2 separate regions of the Mus musculus genome follow, and region 2 is linked to region 1. Evidence: chromatin contacts called from ENCODE POLR2A ChIA-PET data. All regions are on one chromosome and are shown on one strand. The core of a region is the stretch at or near the end of the contact, and the rest is flanking DNA. Distances in the headings are between cores, read along the strand shown. Region 1 holds the start of Akap9 (A kinase (PRKA) anchor protein (yotiao) 9). Region 2 holds the start of Cyp51 (cytochrome P450, family 51).

Region 1 (2,836 bases), core at 220-2,719:
TCTCTCCAGTAGGGCCCTTCACTCATTACTGACCTGCTTCCTTTGTTAATGATGTGAGAGAAGAAAAAAGAAAGGTAGGTGCCTTCGTTAGGGTTACTATTGCTATGATGAAACATCATGACCAAAGCAATTTGGAGAGGAGAGGGGTTTATTTAGCTTACAACACTTCCATATCACAGTTCCAAACTAACAAGTACAATAAGCTTAAAATATAACTTAATTATTCCCAGTAACAATAAGGTCTTAAAAAAAGGCACTATATCTTAAAGGTAACTTCATTTTTGGGAGCAAGGAGGTCCAAAGGTAAGCTCAAACAGGTAATTTTACAAAGAAATCATTCTATTCCATTCATAACAGTGTCAAATTATTTAGTAAGCCCACTGGAAGATGCCTACATATAAGTCTGGATTATACATGACTTGCCATACCCGCATACCCACACAAAATCAAACTTACCAAATACATAATAACAAATACATTATCTAAAACAGCAATTCTGTAGGTGTTTTAGTCTATGGAACCTTTCGATGCCCCGAAGTTCCATTCCACACATTACAAAAGAGCCTGCCATGACAAAGACCTCAAGCACGAATATACAAAGAACGGCAAAAACAAAAACAAAAAACAAAAAACAAAAAGAACGCCCCTACAGCCAAGTTCACAGCTGGCACTTGTGGCACACTCAAGACACTGCCGAGGCAGCTGTCACAGGCCAATCACACACACACACCAAGAGTGCCAGCGTGACACCTCAAGAAGGCAGGCTGATGGTCAGCGCAGGGGTGTTCCCGGAATAAAGAAAACCCTAAACCCTTGCTCCGGAAAGCACAAAGCCTGGCCGACTCCCTGAACTCCCTTCAGAAAGTGAAAGGGTGGTGGCTGCGAAGCAATTCCTTAGCAGTTAACAGCCGGGGTGAGAGGGGGTTTTGTGTGGCACCGGGGAGAAAGGAACCAAGCCGAGCGGTGCAGTCATCAGGTCTCCAGCAGCAGCAAGAGAGGGCGGCTCTTCAGCCCCAGCCGCAGCCCCCTAGCCCCAGCCGCAGCCCCGGCCCCGGCCCCAGCCCCAGCCCCAGCCCCGGCCCCGGCCCCGCGGCCCGGCCTCTCCCCCAGCCTCCGCCCCGGGTCACCGCCTCCCGACGCGGCCCGTGGCCGCCGCGCTCCTACCTTCGCCTTGCCGGCTGCCAGCTTCCTTTGCCTCTCCTCGTCCTCCATGGCGTCTGCAGGGTAGGCTGGGACGCAGTGGAGAGGAAAGATCTGTTTAGAAAGAGGCGGACAGAGCTCCGTGGCCACCCGGGACACGCTGGGCGCTCACCGGCGACTCGTGCCGGCCTGCACGGGCCCCGCGGTCACCGCCGCCATCTTCGTCTCCACGTAAACACACGGCGGCCGGCGGGGCGGAGCGGGCGGGCGGGCGGCCGGCGCAGCCGCGAGCGTGGCCCGGCAGGTGCTTGTGCGCGCCCGGCTTGACCGGGGCGGAGGGAGGGTCAGGGTCCGGCGGCCCGACACCCACTGCTCCGGGGACCCGGTGCTCGGAACACGCCGCGCTGCATTTCCAATTCCAAAGCGACCGCGGCCTCACAACAAGGAGCCGCAGTGGAAAGGGCGAGGGCGGAACCTCCCCCCTCCAACCCGGGGAAGCCTGATCCTTCCTTCACCCCAAATCCCTCCCTCAGTTCCCCCACAGGTTCCCTCTCAACCCATAGTCTTCTCCTTCGCCTTGCGCTGGAAGAGCAGCCTACGGTAGAGCCTTCTCCCAACTCTTTGTTCTCTGGAGTGAAGCTGAGACACTCCTAGGGGCTTCCTTCTCCTTGGCAACTGTGTTCCTAAGGAACTCGAATTCGGAATCTAAGTTGGGAACAAAGCCAGTCTACCCTAACTTTCCCTCCTCCAGCCCCCCATTAGTTATTTATTCACTTTACATCCTGACCTCAGCCCCCCTCTCCTCCCATCCCCCCCACCCCACCATGACCCCTCCTGGCTTACCTCTCTCCCCTTCACCTCTGAGGTAGACATTACCTCAGGTAAAGGGCTGGAAAAAGGTTTTCCAAGCAAAAGGGACTATGTTAACTTTGAACTTTAAAGACCTTAAAACAGCTATGGTTCTCTGACTTTACCTGGAGTTCTTGGACGAGCTGCCTAATATTTATGACTGCTCCTGGAATGTGAAAACACTCAAACCTTTGTCCTTTCTATTTCTTGAAATGGCTACTGTGAAAGATTATGCCCAATAAACTTTGTTACATTTTATTGAGCCGTGCTTATAAATCGATTCTTAACATCTTTCCTCCCCCACCTGCTCTGGCAATCCTTTCTTTCCCTTCCCTCACTCCCTCTTTCCCCTCTCCTGCCCCTCAAATCCATTTCTGGAGTGAACGAACCATTTTAGTGTCTCAGATTGAGCCTTTCTTCTTTGTTTTAACATAGGTTTGGACTGAAAAATTAGCAGGTAAGAACTAAAGATATTAGTTTAATCATAGAAGTAGTGTTAACTGGATATACATATGAAAGGGGGAGACTAAAAACCTTAGCTCTATCAGACACCAAAAATGTTTCTAGTACCTGTAATTTAGAAATCTTATATTTCAAACATAATTGTGCCAACCTAAAACAATCAAGTGTGTATTTGCCCCATTTTCTCAGCTGGAATTGGGGACGTGAGAACAGACACCTCATCATAAGAATAAAGGAAAGTAAAAGAGGCTGATCTAAGAGAGGCGTGTTTTTCTCGGGAGCCCTTTGTGGCTCCAGGTCTAGAATGAAGTGTTCTAAACTGCCTGGAGTTAAGTGATGCTCGGTTGATTCTGATTGCCTAGGAGGAGCAAGCCCAGGATATCTG
Region 2 (2,836 bases), core at 179-2,678, 180 kb before region 1:
AATAACACTGTACCTTTGATCTTTATTTAAGGGTTTTGATCTTTTAGGATTTCCATATTTGAGATTCCTAGTGTGCAATGTTAAGGCCCACTTGCCCACTGACAGATAACATCCTGGTATTCTGGAGTCTGTTGTTCATGTACTTTCACTTCCGTAGACAAGGTTGGTTGCACCAGCTGCACAGGAGGTGCTTGATGATACACAGGCAGGAGATGCATTGACTGGAAGGATGCTTGTCCCCAGTGGACTAAGGCTGGAAGCACCATAGCTTTGTGGGCTTGGCCTCTACAGGCACCTGTCTAATGTAGCTTGAGGCCATTCTTTGGGAATCATGGGTATGGACCTGGCCAGTGTCCATCTTCCTGGCCAGTATTAAATAAAGCTTTCTTTAATTGGATAATTGTGGAACTGGTCTTTCCCCTAGCAATTTTCAAGTTCAACAATGGCCTGAAGTCACTCCAGTAAGTCAAGACGTAGCACACAAGACAGGCTTAGAAATGAGTGAGCAAAATTCCTGTTGTAGATACTACTGCCAGAAATAAAGAGGCTCTTACCTACAGCAGTGACAATAAAAATGGAGTGTTACAAGATTTTGTGACTGATCTGAGGCAGGAGGATATTGGTATACAGCAGTGTCCATCCTATATAGACTTCCTACTAGGCACTTCCTACATAGGCAGGTGGCAGTCACCCTAGGGAAGAGGTAATGAGTGGGCTTCACTGACTGACTACGATAAAATGTGAGCTCTCTAGGTGGAATTATCTAGACGGTGGCTGGACCATCTTACTCATTCCTGGAGGTGCTTGCAGTTTTGCCAATCACTGCACAATCATCTCCAAACTTAGCAAAAAATCTAGCTCTTAACCCTGGTTAAATAAATAAATGTACCTGCCAAAGATCTGGAAGGAGGGTTAATTTGGAAACATGTCATCAGAGGTGCTTTATTTGTAGTGAGATCAGGGTAACTCCTGCTTCAGATCCAGCTATCAGAACAGGAGTTTGGGGACATCTGCCTCAGTTTACTTTATGGCCTGTATTTATTTTAAAAGACTTGTCTTGGTACAGCAGCACACCAAACAACTATCACTTGCTAGCAATGTGGCCCTACACGAACAACCTGTCAAGCAGATTGTACGGGTGATCCGATGGTCTCACCCTCCAGGTTGCATCTGCAGGAGTGTTTTTTTTTTTTTTCCAAGATTCGTGGTGCAGGGCTCACGAAGGGCTGGTCTCACAAAGCCCAGAGGTGACATCTCCGCGAATAGCCGCAGAGGCGGGCGCCCCACGGAGGGGGCGGTGCCCGGGCCGCCAGCTCTGCTGACGCCACATAGGCCGAGATCACCTCAGCAGCGCGTGGTGCAATCACAGAGCGCCTTCGCCTCTGCCGCTGTCCGCCACCAATCTGGTCCTGAGATCCCTCCGCCAGGCTCGTCCGTGCCCGCTGCCGGGGCCGTGCTCGTTAAGCACGCGGGACCTCGTGGTCTGCGGTTCTCGGGGCGCGATCATTTGTGCAGCCATCACTTTCTTCACCGAGTCCAAGTGCCACGGTAGAGCCTGCTTCCTCAGGTCCCCTCGGTGGCGCAAGAATCCCCGCACCTAGACGGAGGCGTGGCCACCAGAAGCCCCGCCCCGTCTGTGACGTCCTGGTGGCGCGCGAGCTGTCTGTGGGCGTGTGAAGGGCCCGGGCCAGACTAAGCCATCAGGCCGGGGCCGCCTCCCGACTTCTATCTGCCGGCTTCTCCTGCTCCATCTTTTCCGAGAAGCGGTGTGCGACCTCGGCCCCCAGCCTACCGGGCGGATCGAAGCGACGGTCGGGATGGTACTTCTGGGCTTGCTGCAGTCAGGCGGCTGGGTGCTCGGACAGGCGATGGAGCAGGTGACAGGAGGCAACTTGCTTTCCACGCTGCTCATCGCCTGCGCCTTCACTCTCAGCCTCGTCTACCTGTTCCGTCTCGCCGTGGGCCACATGGTCCAGCTGCCCGCTGGAGCGGTACGTGCACCTCGGGGTCCTCAGTCTGTGCCCCGGCTAAGCGGGCGGGCTCGGGGGGCGCTAGCGGTGGCGGGCGCGCGGGAGGCTGGGGTGGCGGCTGCAGACGCCCGTGCCTGATCTTTGCTGTTGTGGTGGTCTTTCTGGTCTCCTTGCTGGAACCTGAACTCGGGGGCTGTGCTGGCCGTCGCCGTTTCTGCTGTGATAGCGGCTTTGAACTTCTGGCTAGGATCCTACTTTGCAGCGTTTGTAGTCAGTGATGGATGTGCAGACTGGAGGCCTTGCTGGATGGATTTGGCTGGTCTGATTGCCTTGGCCATCCATGACTCTTAAGTGCAGAGCACTGTACTGACTTTACTGTTGGTTGTCAGAGGTGTTTGGGCTCTTTGTGAGGGCCTTGATGGCAAGTTAAGGGTAGCTGCATCCCCGGTGGCCATCACTCTTGATACTGCCCTGTGTGTTTAGTATACTGTGGGCTATTGGGCATAACGATGATTAATAGCAGTGTCAGGGAAATTGCAGACAGTTCATAAGTGACTTGAGAGTGTGGGAAGCGCTTTCCTGTGATGCTGTTAAAATACTGTTTCTCTAGTTTAGCGCTACACCAAACCACTAATTTCAAGCCTTCCAAATATAGTTCATGAATACCCTTGTAATCAACATTTGGTAGCTTTGAAAACCATCCCTTCGAAACTGACAATGGGATGTAAAAACTTAACCCAGCGTTAAGTTCCAACCAAGTTGCTTTAAAACTAATCTCTGAACCCAAGGGATCGATAGGCAGTTACTATTTCTTACTTTCATTAGATACATTTCAAAAGCTCACTATCATCATCATCATTTCTGAG

What was found. ChIA-PET counts read pairs that join two places held with the same protein, here RNA polymerase II (POLR2A).
Region 2: POLR2A ChIA-PET joins it to region 1 with 12 read pairs in Patski. The contact joins the promoter of Cyp51 here to the promoter of Akap9 in region 1. POLR2A ChIA-PET finds 5 or more read pairs at or near these places in 2 of 5 experiments (Patski and embryonic stem cell).

The regions. Positions count from the first base shown.
Region 1 is chr5:3,926,819-3,929,654 of GRCm38, reverse strand. Akap9 (A kinase (PRKA) anchor protein (yotiao) 9) reads right to left here and starts at 1,469. Exons shown (of 48, transcript NM_194462.2): 1 at 1,165-1,469. The coding sequence starts at 1,212. Gm51438 (a long non-coding RNA gene) reads right to left here and starts at 1,066. Exons shown (of 2, transcript XR_003955841.1): 1 at 1-1,066.
Region 2 is chr5:4,103,289-4,106,124 of GRCm38, reverse strand. It overlaps Cyp51 (cytochrome P450, family 51), which reads left to right and starts at 1,428. Exons shown (of 10, transcript NM_020010.2): 1 at 1,428-1,991. The coding sequence starts at 1,818.